Regions from separate parts of the Homo sapiens genome. Here regions 1 and 2 are each linked to region 3. The links are chromatin loops, found by intact Hi-C in ENCODE. Cell type or tissue: heart right ventricle. All regions are shown on one strand. Links, peaks and the distances in the headings refer to the core of each region. The heading gives the core; the rest is flanking DNA. Region 1 holds the start of BTNL9 (butyrophilin like 9). Region 2 overlaps BTNL9 (butyrophilin like 9). Region 3 holds the start of LOC124901155 (a long non-coding RNA gene).

Region 1 (5,993 bases), core at 586-5,585, 170 kb before region 3:
GAGGAGGTGTTGGGGGCTGGGGAGATGGTGGAGGAGGTGTTGGAGGCTGGGGAGATGGTGGAGGAGGTGTTGGGGGCTGGGGAGATGGTGGAGGAGGTGTTGGGGGCTGGGGAGATGGTGGAGGAGGTGTTGGGGGCTGGGGAGATGGTGGAGGAACACTACAGGCTGGGGAGATGGTGGAGGAGGTGTTGGGGGCTGGGGAGATGGTGGAGGAGGTGTTGGAGGCTGGGGAGATGGTGGAGGAGGTGTTGGAGGCTGGGGAGATGGTGGAGGAGGTGTTGGGGGCTGGGGAGATGGTGGAGGAGGTGTCGGGGGCTGGGGAGATGGTGGAGGAACACTACAGGCTGGGGAGATGGTGGAGGAGGTGTTGAGGGCTGGAGAGATGGTGGAGGAGGTGTCGGGGGCTGGGGAGATGGTGGAGGAACATCACTACAGGCTGGGTAATGCTCGGGGTAGTGGCTCTTTAACAACCAGGATGGAAGTCTTTTTTGTATTTTAGCGTCTGGCACGCCCTGGTACTGTGCTAAGATCGTAGCCCTGGGGAGCACCTGGCAGGAGGGGTGGCGTTCACATCCTGGCCAGCTAGGCTGCAGACACAATACCTGAGCTCGGCTCCCCAGGCTGAAGGAGGAGGAGGTGCATGAGGAAGACAAGACTGCTGGTCAGCGATACTGGCTTCAAGGAGTCTGGGGAGACTGAGAGGTCCACCATCTCTCGTCAGCAGTGGGGGCCACCTGGAGAGGGACAAAGGGGTGCTGGAGCGACGTGCAAAGGTAGGGGGAGCTGGAACTCACTCCATCAGACCTGAAGTCTGTTGTGGCCTCAGTTATTTTTGTCTAGTTCTCAAATTCCTTACAAGCCTCAGCGCTTGGCTTCTTCCATGGCCAGAGGGGAGAGCTGCTTCTAATTTTCCCAGGGGACACTGTTAATGGCATCCGTGGCCTTGCCCAGGTTCACAGAGCTGCAAGGGGACGAGGCTGAAGGATCCCAGAGGAAGCAGCTTCTGTGCTGCTTATTGTTTAGAGCCAGGAATAGAGCCACACAATGTGTGGGGGCTCAGCGCCCCCCCTTTTCTGGGCTTAGCGACTTTCCTCAAACAAAGGGCAATCTCTGAAGATCTCAGATGCATTTTCATTCTTCCTGCCTCACCACCACCAACCCAACCTTCGTCCCACTTCCCTTTGGTCTGGAACATCGAGTCCGCAAAACAGAGGAACAAACACAGAGTTCTGCTCTCTCAGAAGTGGAGTGCATGCAGGTGGCTGCCTGCCAGCCCCAACGACATCCTAGGACACTCTCCTCCAGGCCTGGGACCTCAAGTTGTGCCTTCAGGAGGCCAGCTGGTAACTGTCTCTGTGTCGATAGCATCTTCGGGGCTACAGTGATGGAGTCATCCCATCTAGCCACCCCTTCCTCATCTATGACCCAGGAGGCCCAGACCTGGCCCAGACAAGGGCTACCCCCTCACTCCTGATGCTCTGCTCCCTTGGGACCCACTAATGACTCACGGCCAGAGAGTGTGCTGCTGCCAATGAGTCTCTGGAGATACACAAAACTCTCCATATTTCTCTTGCATTTAGTTCTGCAAGATTTTAGGCAGATTCTGTCATTGGCTGGACCGAAATCTCTGCCTGAACCATGGAAGAAACCAATGCCCACTCCCATGGGTTGCTAGGAGCTCTTGAAATCAAAGTCAGCACCTCCCTTCCCCCTGCCTTCCCAACGCCCACGCACTGTCTTCGTCCTGGGACTGCACCCCTTGCCTTTCACTTCATCACAGTGCCCTTGTTGGAAGGCCACGGTGGGCTCCTCTCTCCAACCCTCTCTGTCTCCCCGTCGGCCCCCACGGCTTGGCTTTTCTTCCGAGACCTTGGCATGGCAGGTGTTTCCGGTGTCCTGTGGCCACAGGGCACTGGCCACACTGTCAGCAACACCATCAGCAGGTGTGAAGGAAGGACTTTCAAAGCTGCTGGGCCATGCAGAGGCAGAAGGATCAGAGGAGGTGTGCAGGGTGAGTTAATGAGGTGGTAGAGGCTCCCCAGGGACCCTTAGGCTAGGAGGCACCCAGACAGGCAGGAATACAAGGGAAGAGGGGTGGCCTGTGAGGCGCATGGGCTGATGGCCCTGTCTCCTAGAGCTAAAATTGAGGGGACAAACAGAGGACAGGTTGGGACAGCTCCAGGTGTGTTTCAAGAAGGTTCAAGGACAGGAGGTGGGGTCCCCCCGAAGCGGGGCCGTGTTGACACCTCTCAGTTATTGGAACACGATTCACACAATAACCAGCATGGGCAGAGGCCTCGGGCAGGGTCCAGGCCCTGGCTGGACAGTCCAGACTCTCACCCTCTGTGGCTACTGGTGGAAGCCTCTCTGCGACAGGTGGGGAAGCTGGCAAGGAAGGGTTCCAGCAAAGGGGTCTACACTGGTTGTGCACCTTCTCACCCTCTCTTCTGTTCCCTTCTCTTTTCCTTTATACTTCAGTCTTTTCTTCTGGATTCTAGACACAGGTTAGAGCTCCATGACAGCAAAACCAGGAGGGGCACGTCAGTGTTCAGCTAGTAACTTCCAAAACCAAGAGGGGCTCAGGGTGTGTTTATGCATCCATTCAGATGGGTTGGGTTCTGGGGAATTAGTCGAGGTTGTGTTAGGTTGTGACACAGGTCTGCTCATAAGGTGGTAATGGGGCGCGAGACAGGTCCCACAGCTGGCCTTCTCACAGAAGGAGCACTCACTCCAATTTCCCTGGACTGGGGGCAGGCTGCCACCTCCTGGGGACAGGGGATTGGGGCAGGATGTTCCAGAACCGTGGAAGTGCTAGAGGGACCTCAGTTCTCTGTTGTGATACACCCGTGTGATTCCCATCATGGAATCTTCAGGGGAGGAGGATTGTAGACACACACACACACACACAGACACACACACATGCACACACACACAGACACACCCATGCACACACACACAGACACACACATAGACACACACACAGATGCACACACACAGACACATACACACACACACACGTGCTGACAGTAATAAAACTAACATGCATTGGGTACTTCCTATCTATCAAACACTTATCTATACCTCAGTATTATTATTTTTATTATTATTATTACTAATAGGTCCAAATTATAGATAAGGAAACGGAGGCCCAGGAGCTGAGTGACTTGCTCCTGCACACAGTGGGTGAGTGGTGGGGTGGGGTTCCACCCACTGTCTGGTTCCAGAGCCTCGCTCTGCACTTCTCGAATTCAGATTCCTCACCAGCTACGTCGTGTGTCTGGGTACACCCTTCCGTCACTCCTGTTACCCAAAACCATGACCGTCTCAGGAACCAGCTGGCCACAGACCAAACACTCACCCTAACCTGCCATCACACAGAGGCACTGAAGAAGCGACCGGCTCACACGGTGCCAGCCACAAAACCAGCCAACCAGCCAACTAATGAATACAAAATTTAAAATCCCGCTGCCAGATAAAACAACTTAAAGCTGAGGTCTCCCTAAGACTTTGTCAAGAGCATCTTCTGAGCCAGGAGGAACAGGTACCTGGTCCCTTTGCTCCCAACACTCAAGGGTATCATCTTGAAAGCCTTTAGCAGAGAGAGATGGTCTGGCAGCTTCCTGAAGGGAAAAGTCAGCGGCTCCTGGACAGCACCCTCCTCCCCGTTTGCTGCTGTGCGTCCGCCCTTTCTGACCTCACTCTTCAGTTAAGGATCCAGGGTGCTCAATCCTTACTTGAAGCGTAAGTCCCCTCCTCGAAGGAAACACTTTCCACCCTCTGCTATTTTGATTACAGTGTAAATTGATTTCAGGTTGTTCCTGGTGAGGAGGTTTTGCCTGGGGAAGGAGTAAGGGACTGGACGCGTCGGATATTTGGGGAAGAAGGAAAACCCAGTGTGCGCAAGGACCACAAAGGGGTCCTCCAGCTGGAGCTGAGCTCTGCCGGCGGGCACGTGCTGCTTGTCCTCCCAGGAGCCTTGGGCTGCTCCCTCCGGAAGGCACAGGGAGAAATAAGGGGTCCTGAGAAATGTCACTGCCTGCACCCAGCAAAAGCCCATTTCTTTCTTCTCCTTCTCTTTTTATTTTTCTTTTCTTCTTGCTCTCTCATTGCCCCCAGCCCGCCCCACTCCTGTTCTCTCCTCCTGCACCTGCAATTCCTAAACAACCCTGATGTTTTTCTGATTTCCGGTCCCTCCGTCGAGTCTGTCTTTAAAGATGAGTACTTTTTGCTTTGCTACTGTTATTTTTTTAGATAATTTATTGTTAAATAAAGAATTTTAAAGCAAAATGCAGTGGGACAGATGTCAAAGGCAAGTTGAAAACATAATTTCTGTCAAATACTATTCTGGATTTCCTAAGGTTAGGCACAAGAAAAGCATCAAATGAAAAGGTACTTACTCAAACTAAGTCTTTTTAAAAAGTCTGTATTTGAAAGGAAAACAACTTTTCACTAAAAATATAAATCATTCTTATTACAGGAAAACCATAATTTAAGAGACTGAGAAAAGTTTTTGATTCACAAATAAATGGCATCTCCCTAATACACTTAGGACTGTTTGTTTTTAATCAGTGACTCTTAAAAATCACTGCTTCCACCTGACAAACTCAGGCGAATCACTATGGATTGGTGTCCTCTGAGCCACCCTGAAGCATCCCATTTTCTCTACACATGTCCTTTTCTCCAACTTTCAGCAAAGCAAGAATGGAGAAAAAGAGGATTAGAAGGAACTTCAGTTGGTTCCCTGGTGAATAACTTAACAAAATAAAACCTGCTTTTCCATTTGTATTACACATTCACAATCTCTCACTCTTACTTACTCTATTGGTGAATTTCAGATTCTGTCCACACATATAATTATTTGCCTGAACTTAACACTATCTTCCTGACAAATAGTAAATCTCCCAAGGACATCTCCGAACCTGGCAGTGTCCACAGGCCACGTCCTCCCACAGGAGTCCCTCGCCTGCTATGCAGCTGTTGGCGTCCTGAGCGATCCCAGTGTTTCCATGGGGGCAGAGCAAAACCTTGGGGATTCTCTAACATAATTTTAAGACTACATTTCACACTTAAATGACCACGTTATGAAACCTGGCAGGAAAATCCATGTTATTAATAAATGCCATGTCTCTTGCTCTCCCAAACACAGGAAGTATTTTTTGCTCTGCATATGTCTGCGGAGACTGTGGGGTCCCAGAGTGGAAAACTTCTCTAGTAACAAAGTACAGAAATTATCCCTGAAGTATAGTCTTTGCTTTGCTACTTCTGTAAGCTGTGTAACTGGTGAATTTTGCCTGTCTCCTGTCCTCCACTCCCCAAGCTGCAAGTCCGCAGGTGTCAGTGGGGCCTTGGCCCTCTCCCACGGGCCTCCCCGACACCCCCTGCAATGCCCTTCCCCCCGGCAGACCCCAGCTAGTGCTCACTGCCTGCGCTGGTTTGATTTCGATAGGTCCACAAGAGGATTTCCACCCTCTTAGTCTCTAAGGAAGATGGACTGCCCCAAGAAGGGAACCGCAATGAGGCTTGAAATCTTTTTCGTCTGGTGGGGGCAATGGGATGTATCAGGATCCTGCCTCCTGAGATGCGGCCCACCTAAACGGGCGTGGACATCTCCTCTTGGCCACACTCGAAACATCCCATGCTGCGGCCAAGCTCGGATAATAAAATGGTGCCACTAATTGTACGCCTTCCCAAAGCCTCCCACCTTCATTTTCTGATTGCCGTTTCTGAAAGATGGAGGTGTAGGCAGCTGTTGAGAATGAGCCACTTACCTGGCAGGTAGCAGCAAAAGGTCTGAAATGGCAGATGAGTCCTGGTGAGCTCACCTCCTCTGCAAAGGGTGATGATTGCTGTAAAGTGTCTTGGTCCCAGATGCTAAGATTCCCTAGACGTGGACTGGCAGCTGAGCTCCAGAGGCCAGGGCACGTGTGACAGAATTATTTATCCATCTTCCACCCTAAGATATATGCCGTTTGCTCTGCCCTTGGCTATGGAAA
Region 2 (5,993 bases), core at 641-5,640, 180 kb before region 3:
TGAAGCTTTTCTGCAAGCAGAACACACAAAGAAAACTTCAGCCTGCAGGTGGGTGGAACCATCTTCCCAAGACAGGCCACTGGGAAGAGCTTCCTTAGTCTTAAGCCACTGCTAATCACAGCTTCATTTTTTTTTTTTTACAGCTTCCTCTTTGCCCCTTCATTGCCCTCAAAAAGAGGCCCATCTGCAGGACTCTTATGCCTCATCCTATCTTAGCTCAAAGGTGGAAATCTGCACACAGCCTAGAAGGGATACCAGATCTTAGTACTGACAGGCCTCTTCCCAGGGTTGGGGTTGTTCCTTCTGCCTGAAATCACAAGCTTCCTGGGGCGGAGCTCCCGCCTAAGTGCAGGCACTGAGGGCCGCCTACGTGAGCCTCACGGTCACTCACCGGGTGCGTTATCTGAAGGACTGGAAGGACATCACACCCAATTATTTCCCCAAATAATTACCAAGGACTCCAACATTTTGCTACTAAAAATGCATTCCTTTGATCTGTCCACCCAATGTCAAGCTCTTTCAAAAGTAAATGCTCCTGGGAGAGGCATTCATGCTATAGTGTTATGACTTACAATTCAGACTATAGCCTTAATGACTTATTAGGGCTATGTTTTTCTCATTCCCCTTGAAGGGCGAGGTAGACTGCCAGACAAGCTTTCCCAACCTTACAGTTTCATCTGAATTGCCCCCCCAACCCCAACACCATGATGGCCTTTTCCTCCATTCCCCCTCCCTTGGGTTCACTCTCTCTTCCTCTCTACAGAGACACATCCCATGGTTTCACGTCTCTGAGTCCCTCTGGGGAGAAAAGTGGATCTGAGAAATTATTTCCATTTTGGTGCAAATTAAAGGTGCCACCCTTCCTAGTGCCATTTGCATTAAAAAGAAAAGGATATTTTAAGAAGATGAACCGGAGACAGTAAACGTTTTATGATGAATTTTAACTGAATTGTCTAATTTGCAGGGGAGGAGCTGGCAGGGTCTGTGCAGAGGGTCTCGGGCAGCTGCACGGTGGCAGGCAGCCATCCTTTCAGCCCCTTAGCAAGGGAAGAGGTGGAGGCTCACAGGGATGGTTTAGAATTAGATAGTTGCCAGCCGCTGTCCAAAGGGAGCCCCTCCTCCCACTGCACAGGCACAGGGTCCGGCTGACAGGCAGCACTGTGGCCCCGCACCCAGAACTTACCCAGCTCTGCAGTGAGTTTCTCTAGAGAAAAAAAAAAAAAAAAGATGAAGAAAAGGGGAAAGACTCTCAGGTTGGGGAATGAGGCAGACAGAACAGATGGGTGAACACTGAGGCCTCACCTCCGATGCGGCACTCCCACCCGCGGTGGTCTGCGGGCCCAGGCTGGGCTGGAAGTGAGGCTCCAGGCAGGGGATGGGGAAGTGCGCACCCTTGGCTGCCCTTCTGCATAGGAGGGTGACCCAGCGCCCTCCCTCCTGCTAGTGTGAAAATCAGGGTCGGAGCCTCCCAAATCTATTAGCTCGGCGGAAACGTTAAGCCCCGGACACTGCCTCACGTAACTGGGCTGTTTTCTCGGTGCCTGACCGCCGCTTCCTGACCCTGTGCGGAGATGTTGCGCATCCGCCCGACTCCCTGTGCGCTATGAAAACCTGGACGAGGTGGCGCTGGCAGCAGAGACCCTGGTCACCGCTCCCTCTGTACAGTGTGATGTGAAGCTCCGAGGGCGTAACGACAGCAGCCGGTCAACCCTGACATCTGTGCACTAGCCTCCGTGGAAAATGCAGCCGTTCCGCACCTCCGCTTTTGTCCATATGAACGATCTTCCCCCTTCCCCACCGGGGTCACCGATCCCCGTTCCCCGGTGGCCGCCCTGACACCTCGCGCTGGAATAAACCCTCGTAACGGGACCCACAGCCTTTAGATGACGGCGGGTTTTGGCACTTGGGCAGGTGCGTGCAGAACGCCCTGTCCCCGCTCACCTTGTCTCTTCTCCGCCTGCTTCCTCAGCTTTTCTGAAGGGAAACGGGAGCGGAGAGGGCTGAGTGCGCGCCCCCGCCCCTTCCAGGCCGCCTTCCCGCGCCGCGTCCTGGGGGGAGGCGCCTCCGCGGCCCCGGGGTTCAGCACCGGCCGGTGCCCCTCCCCGCCCCGCCGCCCGCGCCGGTACCTCGGCTTCTCCGCTGCTTCCGGAGGACGCCCAGCGCCAGCGCCGCGAGGACCAACAGCAGCGGCAGGGTCGCGACGAACGCGCTCTTCCACGCAGAGGCTCCGGGTACGAACACGTCTGGAAAACACCCGCGGGGGCCGTGTCGGTCCAGGCGCCGCTGAGCACCGAGAGGCGAGACCGGCCTGCCCGCCGCGTGCCGGGAAACCTCCCGCGGGACCTTCTCCGGGCGCCACCGCAGCCGCCTGGGAAACGGGCGTGGAGCGGGAGCGCGCGCGGCGGAGGGGGCGGGGGCGCGCGCGGCGGAGGGGGCGGGGGCGCGCCGCGGGGCGTGCGGGAGGGAACCGCGCCCCAGCCCGGCTCGAGGCTTCTGCGGCCGCAGCGCCGCCCTCGCCCCGCGTCTTCCCGCCCTCGCCCCGCGTCCGCAGGCGGGAGGGTCCCAGGGGCTTGGCTGGCGGCGGATGTCCGGGGAGCTCCTGCTCGCACCCGCGCCGTCTGGTCCGCAAGTCGTCTCCTCGCTTGTTTGCAAACATCCGGCTTCTCCCTCGGTTCTTACCACGCTTTTGGAAGAAGTGAGAACCGAACCACGTGCGCGCGGCCTCGCAGCTCCCACGTCCCTCCCGGCTCCCCAGGGAGGACCCGCCCGCAGGCAGGACGTGGCCGGGGGCAGCGCCGACAGCACCAGCGGCGCAGGGACGCGCAGAACCCACCGGCCCTTCGCAAACCCTGTGGCGGTTGAATAGAGTAACTTTCTGTCTGTGTCATCTAGTTATTAGAAAATGGTGCTTTTATCTCAGATCTTTAAAAAATGTTCTTTTTATTGTAGTAAAATATACGTAACAACCTTTCCCATCTTAACCATTTTTAAGTGTACAGTTCAGGGGCATTAAGTGCATTCACCATGTCGTGTGCAACCATCACCCCCGCCCATCTCCAGAAGTTTCTTCATCTTTCAAAACTGAAACTCTGTACTTATTAAACAGTAATTCCTCTTCCCACGCCCAAGCCCCTGGCGCCCTCCGTATACTCTCCATCCCTGTGGACTTGACTCCTCTAGGTAATCCCACATCCGTGGAATCAGACGGCATTTGTTCTGTGTGTCTGGCTTATAAGTGACATCAGTGGACTGTGGTTTTTAATTTTGTTTTTCTAGCAGTGCATTTTTATTGTATGGTACAAAAACACTGGGTCACAATGGATTGGTCCTCACAACAGATGGTGTCTGAAGCAATGGCCTGGGGTCAAGGGCAAGGGCTCAGGGCGGACTGTCTCTCTGACCTGTGACCCTCCCCCTCGACCCTCTGGCCTCCTCGCTGTTCTGCCAGCAGCCGGCAGTTTCCCTCTCAGGCCCCTGGCTTTGCCCTTCCCGCCACCAGAATGCCTTCCCAAAGGTATCCATGTGAGTCACGCCCTCTGTAGAGGGGTCCGCGCATGCAAACATTTACCCATCTAAAAATTTTTATATAAACTTGTTTCATAATAAATATCAATAATATAAATTAAGATTTATATTAAAAGCTAAAAAGAAAATATTGGGTTTTTCCTGGTGCAAAAAGAGAGACTCTTTCCTCTTCCCCTCTCTTAGTTCATTTTCCTTAGAAAATATATCAGTTCTTTCTTTACAACCCAATAATGTTTTCCTTAAGGGCCACTTGTTTGAAATGTAAACATAAAAGAGAGAGCACTGCCGTGGAGATCCCTGTCTCATGGGAGTTTAGCTTAGCTGCGTGGCTCCAAGTTGTATGCCCTAGACGTATCACATGCTTGATTTTTCCTTTGGTTAAAGACAGTTGGCTCACACAGATGGCCATCCCAATTCCCACGGAATTTAGAACTGCTGTGGTAAGCGGTGTTGCCAGGTCCTCCTACTTGCAGACAAGTTATCATTTATCTTGAGAACATGTGTGCATTGGCTTGTATCTGACTGACTATATCAAAGGGGGAGTTTTTTTCTGTTATAATAAAATAGCTTTTGATTTGGACTCGTGTGAAAAGTGGCCCGTATGTTGGGTTTGTCCTTAAAATGTAAAACAATTAGAACCATGAACTTGAAACCCTTCAGTGGCTGCCTCATAATAAGACTTTAATAATGACCTTGCCTTCAGCTCACTGCCTACACGCCCACTTCCTGGACGTGCCTTTTGTAATCTGTGGACATGCCTCACTGCTTTCAGCCTGCTTCATTTTTCTCTACGGCACCTACCACCTTCTTCTTGTTTTTTTTTTTTTTGTTTTTTTTTTGAGACGGATTCTCGCTCTGTTGCCCAGGCTGGAGTGCAGATCTCGGCTCACTGCAACCTCTGCCCCCCGGTTCAAGCGATTCTCCTGCCTCAGCCTCCCGAGTAGCTGGGATTACAGGCGCCTGCCACTATGCCGGGCTAATTTTTGTAATTTTAGTAGAGATGGGGATTCACCATCTTGGCCAGGCTGGTCTTGAACTCCTGACCTCATGATCCACCCGCCTTGGCCTCCCAAAGTGCTGGGATTACAGGCGTGAGCCACTGCACCCGGCTGCACCTACCACCTTCTAACGTGATGTGACAGGATGCACTTCTTTTGCTTATTGTCTGTATCCCCCACTGGCATGGGGACCTGAGGGTAGGGACTGGGGTCACGTTGTGGAAACTCAATACATACTGTTTGAGAGACAGCATTACGAATCTATTGGCTCCCATGATGCCTCTGATGAGCAGAGTTGATGGGTTTTAGTGTATGGCCTTAGGCACAGAAAGGCGGGCTCTCTGGGGCCTCTCTCACTGACTGTTTGGGTTCTCAGTAGCGTTCTTAGTGTGTTCCTAATATCCAAGGTGCTGACTTTTCAGGTGTCAAGGCCAACACACCCTATATGCAGACAGGCGCAGTACCATTGTGTCTTTATAGACTGCCTTTGGGCCAATGTGTATGTACACATGAGGACTAGGAAGATGGGTGTGAGCTAACAGCCACTGACCTGCTATCTGGACCACCAACTCTTTCTTCTGGCTCAAGAGGAGATTCTGGATGGAGACGGACACATTGCTGAGGGCTCCCGCTCGGACAACCACAGATGTTTCCAGACTGAACAGGTCCTGGGCATCCCAGACGATGGCTTCAAACTCTGGAGGCAGGCACTGTCCCTGGTGGTCTCTCCACTGAACCTTAGGCTTGGGGTACCAGCCACTGGATCTGAGCCTCAGCTGAATGCCTCCTTCCTTGAAGCCCTCAAGGGAGAGGTGAGGGTCTGAGCCCAGCCCTGGTGGAGGCAGGAGGAGTGGGAAAGGTCAGGCTTCTTCTGAGAAATCACGCATAACATTCCTGCCACTGTTCAGCATTTGCAGTCACCATAAAGCATCATGAAGTGTGACTGCTATTAAGACGTGTGTGGGCTTGGCGCTCCCCGCCCATGGACGGGAAATGACAGTCTAAATCAGTGGTAGCATGTGGGGACAGTAATGCCCCTGAGGGACATTTGGAAATGTGAAGGGGGTCATTGGGTGGGGAAGGGCTCCTGGCATTTAATCATGTTAGGCAAGGGACAGTTTCCCTAGAATGAAGAATAGCAGCACCCTAAATTCTAATAATTAGAGTTGTGACTCTTCTCCTTCTCTTGAATTCCCCCAGAGCTCTAGTGCCTGCATTATACACACTCCCTTATCTCTCCATCCTTGTGGAACTAGCATTATATTTTGAGTATGCAAAACATTAATGTGGCATAAATGCCAATGCTGTACAGAAATGTGTATCAGGAAAAAAGCGCCATCCTTCCCGTCATCACACCTCACCCTCAGCGGCCAATCTCATCAGCTTCTAGTTTATCCTTCCTATGTTCCCTTTTGCAATGTTTCTCCTTCTTTCTTACAAAGCAAGTGTATGTTATCGAACCTTGCATCT
Region 3 (5,993 bases), core at 408-5,407:
GTCCTGGATGTGCTCAGGTGATCCTGTGTCGCCTCCCTGACCTGACAACCCATCCACTAACCAAGTGCCCCATGATGTGCCCTGTCTGGGACGGTGCCAGGTGCCATGTCTATGAGATACAGATGAAATATCACGTTTTCAGGATTCAAATTTTCCATCAGATTGTGCTTACGCCTGTGAAGTAAAGTCCCGCAAGCTGAGAGTTTCGGATCTCTAACAAAAGATGCAGTTCAGCTGCCATTCTTGGTACCCCAGCACCCTCCCACTCCCACCACACACACACACACACACACACACACCCTCGTTGGCCTGACCTTCAGCATGATCACTGCCTGGCTTCGGGCAGAGCCTCTGTCAGTCGAGTTGCTACTGCCCTCAAGGGCAGTACAACTTCATATGTACACTTCATAGTGTGCTAAGACCCTGCACTTAATACAACATAGTATAATCCCTTATATGTCTACAGGCTGTGCTACTAGGGAGCTTGTGGTCTGGCTTAAAGTTTTATGACCTCTGAAAAATTTAAATGTACTTGGACATGACAATAGCCAGACAGGTCAATGTAACTAAATAGGTGGCCCATGACAAGCCCTTTTCTAGATAATGATTTAATACGATAAATTAGTTCAATGGGGAAGTTAAATGAGTAAATGGTAATGGGGCAATCAGTTCTTCGTAGGGAATGGAAACTCATGTTCCAAAATAAATTCAAGGGAGACTGTTGTAGTTTGAAAATATTTCCAGAAATTCTTTTATATTCCTGCTTTGAAGAGTTGGAGTTTAGGTCCTTTCCTTGAGTGTGGGATGGACTTAGTGATTTGCTTCTACTGGAGTAACATACGGCAAAAGCGACGGTGTGCACCTTCAGAGACCAGGGCATAAAAAGCGCCATGGTCCAGTGTCACCCTCTCTCTTGGATCACTTGTCATGCCATGAGGACACTCAAGCAGGCCTGTGGAGGGACCTGTACTATGAGAAACTGAGGCCTCCCACCAGCAGCCACGGGAACGAGCCAATTTGGAAGCAAATCCTCCAACTCCAACTGGGCTATTTCTCCAAATGACTGCAACCCCAGTCCACACCTTCAGTACAGCCTCGTCAAAGACCTTGAATCAGAGCCACTCAGTTAATATGCATTCAAATTCCTGGCCCACATAAACTGTGAAATAATAAATGTTTGTTGTTTTAAGCCACCGAGTTTTGGGGGCAATTTGTTATATGGTAATAGTTCATTAATTAAAAGATCAAAGGGAAAAATATTTTAAAATTAATTTTAAAAAAAACAGAACTGGGCCTTGGAGGAGAAAGGACCTCTAAACTTTAATGAAGGATTCCTGTATAACCTGAATATGGGTTTTGCCAGCCCACGCAACAAATGAGGCCACATCGGCCACGTCATTGGATGATGCCAGCTTGTGGGCCAGAGTGGAGTGTGGCCATAGGGCATCTTTTCCCCTTTTTGAAGTTTCCTGACTATGGCAAGACTGCCAGTATTCACCAAATATCCACGAGATCTTCTAAGCCCTGGCCTCCTTTGCAGTTAGAACGGAGCTGTGTGACCTGGTTCTGGCCAAAGAGAGGTGGTTGTAAATGACGTAATTGCACTTCTGGGCCTAGCCCTTAAAGCATCCCATGGGGTCTTCCAGCCTTCTCTTCTCTACAGTGGCAATTCTGAAGGCCACACATTCCAGATATTATGGCTGCAAGACAGAAGAGAGCAAACTGACTTACAATGAAGTTTACGTGAAGAACAAATAAACCTTCTTGTCTTAGGCCACCGGGAGGGAGGGTGTATTTGTTACTGCAACCTCGTCTAACTATGCTGACTACACCATTGCGCTTTTCTAGCATTGCTGGGTCTTTGAGGTATTCCATGTGTCCTCCAGGGCCAGTCCAGATTGTGTGTGTCTACACTGCTGTCACCTCCAGTTTAGTAACAGTGCTTTGTACTCGGGACCCTGGTGCGCACCACACAGGCAGATATGAACGTAAGCCTTTCTTGTAATTTTCCCTTAGTCCAGTCACAACCAGACCATCATGCTTCAGAAGAGCTATTGTTCGGAGAATAACCTGCCACAGGCTACCTTCCACACCCACAGACCCTGGGCAGTCCCGTGGGGCCCCTACGGGGCACTCCCTGCCAGCTCCTGACCTGCTCCCTCAGTGTTTCTCTGGACTCCGACACAGCCAGACCCAGAGAGAGGGAGGGGTCAACCACTGACCCAGCTAAGGCTGCACTTTTCAAGTCCTCAGATCCCGCCCCAACATCTTCCGCTTCCCAGGGAGATAGAGAAAGGTGATCCACTCCCCTCAGGAAGACACGGTACCTCCGGGAGTGTGACCACAGCAACACCAATCATGAAAACTCAGATAGTGCATACTGTATGGCGTCATAAGATCTGAGCCTCAAGACTGCCCAGCTGTGAGTCCTGGGACAGTTTTCTTACCCTCTCTGTTCCCCCATCTGTAAAATGGGGATGTATGCAGTGCTGTCATCAATGGGTTATTGACAAGATTCAATATATCAATATGTATGTTCTAAGTGCCTTACATATGCTAATTTAATTTTCACAACTCTGTGAAGTAGGTATTATTATTACCTATATTCCAGATGAGGGAGCAGAGACCAAAGATTACACAACTGCCCAGTCCCATAAGAAACCCAGAGCCCAACACAGATTCAAGAAAATACCTTGGAGCAGGTGCCATTTTTCACCAACTCTCCGTCCAAATTAGGGAAAGACAGCTCCTTTGATTTTCTCCTTTCCCAAGGTCTTATGAAACTGTGAGTTAATCCATGTGTACAAGAGGACATCCAGTTCTCTTTCTTTTAAAACAAAAATTTCCTCCTCCTGCCAAGTTGGCAGAGGCTTGTAAGGGTGGTGTCCTAACAGCCTCCTGTTTGGTCTTGGCACTCTGTGGCTTGTGAACAACAACCAGAGATGAATATATCTACAGGAGGAGAACAAGCAGCTGGGCTTGAACCAGCAGGTGCCCAGGCCAGAGCATTTCAAAGATGTCAAAGATCACAGCCTCAAAACTACCAGCTGTGTGTCCTGGGACAATTTGCTTTCCCTCTCTGTTTCCCCTTCTGTAGAACAGGTATATGTATGTGCATATATATATATATATATATATATATATATATATATATATACACACACACACACACACACACACAGTGCCTTCATCAAAGGGCTGTTGAGAAGATTCAATGTATCTATATATATAAAGCATTTAGAAGAGTGCTTGGCACAAAATAAGCCCCATAAAATTTCTCGCTGTTGTTGATTATCATTTTAGATGTAAGTGTCAGTCAGAACTCCTGACACAGACATCTCCCTTTCCACAGGACCCAGAAATGATAACAGTAGGAGGCTGCTTGCTCCTTCTAGACCTTTTCCCAGGGACTGTGGGTTATCCCTTAAGAGCCTCTGGTAACAGGTTTCTCCAGATTCATCCCACGGTCCCTTCCAGCTCAACAGCGCCACCTGCCACACAGATTTTACACATCCATGTAAAGCTTGAGGGATGAAAGGAAATTGTTGGTGTTAAAGGGCAAGCAGGAAAGAGAACAGCAATTGATGGCCAATTCAAAAGGTGAACTTCTTTAATAAAGAATGTGTTCCCACAATGGACACAAACTCTACAAAAGGTACCGAAAGACTTGATGTAAGGACAGGACAGGCAGTCCCTGGGAGAGATGGCTCAATTGGGTGACACACATGATAGAAGGGTAAAGAAAATTAAACAACCAGACACTATTTGCTGCCTACAAATTTAGAGAAAAAACAAACCTGCCACAACCCAATCCTGGGGAGGTGAGTGAGTAAAGAGCTTTTACTTATAGTTGGAAACTTTATAAATTGAAATACTCCTTCTTGAAGTAGTAGTTTAGCAATCTGATGCAATTTAGGATTATTTATGTTTACATATAATTTTTGAATAAATACTATATTCTCGTGGTTCAAAATGCAGGAGTATAAAGACGATATGCACTGAAAATTCTCCTTCCCACCCTTCTCTTCCAGCCACCCAGGTGCCTCCTCACCGACAGCCCCGGTTAGTGGTTTCTGGTGTGAACTTTCAGGAACATTTTTATGAACATACACAAATATGTACACATTCATTTCACCCTTTCTTATGCAAATTATAACATAGCTTGGCACATTGATTTCTTTATTTCACATGCATCTTGGAGATTTTCCCATACCATTTTATAAAGAGGCCCCTCTTCCTTTTTTATGGCTGAAAGTAGTACATTGCATGCTGTTATGGGTTGAACTGTGTTCCCCCAAAATTCGTATGTTGAAGTCCTAACCCCAGATACTTCCTAATGTGACCTTATTTGGAAACAGAGTCATTGCAGATGTATTTAGTTAAGCCGAGGTCATGCTGGAGTGAGTAGTTTAGGGCCCTAATCCGATATAACTGGTCTCCTTAAAAAAGGGAGAAATTTGCACACAGGCATGCATGCAGTGAGAAGGCTGTGTGTGATGGTAAAGGCAGAGACTGGGTGCTGTGTCCACAAGCCAAGTGTAGCAGGACAAGTCGCAGACAAAACTCCTCAGACACCGGATTAAAGAAGGAAGAGGTTTTTATTCGGCCGGGAGCATCGGCAGACTCACGTCTTAAGAGCCGAGCTCCCCGAAAAAGAAATTCCTAGCCCTTTTAAGGGCTTACAACTCTAAGGGGTTCACGTGAAAGGGTCATAATAGATCAAGTAAGCGTGAGGAACGTGACTGGGGGCTACACACATCAGCTAACAGAACAAAAAGTTTTACAGTGCTTTCTCACACAATGTCTGGAGTTTACAGATAACACCAGTAGTTTTGGTCAGGGGTTATTATTATTATTATTATTATTATTATTATTATTATTATTTTAACCACCAGGGCCAGGTGGTGGCGCCAAGGTCGTCTCGCTATCTTCTGTTTCTTTCCAACTCTGTGCTTTCTCCCTTTTCTCCTGTCTTATAAACTAGGGAAAAGGGGAGGTTGGGGAGAAGCTGGGAAGGACAACAGGAGAAGTGGTGGTCTCCGTCCAAAGGAACACCAAGGATTTCCATCAAACCACCAGCAGCTAGGTACAAAACGTGGAACCGATTCTCCCTCACAGCCTCAGAAGGAACCAAACTTGCTGACACCTTGATCTCAGACATCTAGCCTCCAAAACTGTGAGACAATAACTTGTTCCTATTTAAGCCACATTGTGTGGGGTACTTTCTTACAGCAGCCCTGGAAAACTAATACACGTGAATGTACAATAATTTATGTAATCACGTCTTTAGTTTGGACCTTTAGGTTTTCTCCATCTTTTACTTTAGACACACTATTGTGAATAACCTTTTCACACACCATTTCATGAGTGTGTGACTATACCAGCAGGGTAGACTCGTAGAGGAGAATTGCTGCGGCAAAGAGTACGTGCACGTCCATCCACACCGCACGCTGCCTTCCCTGGAGGTGAGGTCCGTCAACACCCCACCAGCGGGGAAGAGTGCTTTCCCCACCATGCTGTCACCACCACAGCGTGGATCAAACTCAGGATCTTTGCCATTCTAATAAGAGAAAAATTGTATTTCCATGTAGTTTGGGCTTGCATTCTTTTTTATTTTGAATCATTTGTATAAGCTTTCCTGTGAGCCCATTTTTCCACTGGGTTGTTCAGGTTTTCAATTTTGGAGAAGCTCTGTGTATCAGGGAAATTTGCCCTTTGTGATATAACATGCAAATATTTTTTCCCAGTTAGTCATTTGATTTTTTTACTTTTCTTGTAGTGGTTTTGCCACACGGAAGTATTTTATTTCTATGTGTTTGAATTGCTCTATCTTTACTTTTACAGTTTTTGGATTTTGCGTTATAGTAAAAAGGAAAGAAAGAAAACAAAAACCCTCCCTCAGTCCAATATGAGCAAAGCAATCTCCTGCAGTTTTTTTTTTTTCTTTGTAAAATTTTATGGAAGTGGGAGCAGCTGCCAGGATGGTTGGTGTG

Evidence for each region. Peaks named below come from ENCODE experiments on the same cell type or tissue, not always from the same donor. Only the 100,000 strongest peaks of a DNase experiment are listed, where the experiment ranks them.
Region 1: a loop joins it to region 3, with 3 times the contacts of the local background. A loop is called at or near these places in 26 of 110 quality-filtered maps.
Region 2: it touches region 3 in a loop (2.6-fold over the local background); 20 of 110 quality-filtered maps call a loop at or near these places.

What each region holds. Positions count from the first base shown.
Region 1 is chr5:181,040,208-181,046,200 of GRCh38, reverse strand. It overlaps BTNL9 (butyrophilin like 9), which reads right to left and starts at 5,935. Exons shown (of 11, transcript NM_152547.5): 1 at 5,769-5,935; 2 at 603-734. The coding sequence starts at 711. MIR8089 (microRNA 8089) reads left to right here and starts at 2,717; the gene lies at 2,717-2,798. RefSeq lists a silencer at 1-319. In heart right ventricle, for the core only: CTCF peaks have their summits at 793 and 2,763 (motif pointing left); DNase peaks (open chromatin) are centred at 1,190 and 2,772; H3K4me3 peaks cover 5,000 bases; H3K27ac peaks cover 4,844 bases; H3K27me3 peaks cover 777 bases.
Region 2 is chr5:181,049,450-181,055,442 of GRCh38, reverse strand. BTNL9 (butyrophilin like 9) reads right to left here. Exons shown (of 11, transcript NM_152547.5): 4 at 5,074-5,355; 5 at 2,127-2,243; 6 at 1,942-1,974; 7 at 1,184-1,204; 8 at 1-10. Among named protein-coding and RNA genes, the nearest start is that of MIR8089, 9.0 kb to the right of the region's middle. RefSeq lists an enhancer at 1,469-2,033. In heart right ventricle, for the core only: no CTCF peak of the experiment used is centred there; a DNase peak (open chromatin) is centred at 2,735; H3K4me3 peaks cover 3,366 bases; H3K27ac peaks cover 5,000 bases; H3K27me3 peaks cover 4,742 bases.
Region 3 is chr5:180,866,669-180,872,661 of GRCh38, reverse strand. LOC124901155 (a long non-coding RNA gene) reads right to left here and starts at 2,888. Exons shown (of 2, transcript XR_007059089.1): 1 at 2,693-2,888; 2 at 1,296-1,700. In heart right ventricle, for the core only: a CTCF peak has its summit at 3,488; a DNase peak (open chromatin) is centred at 3,491.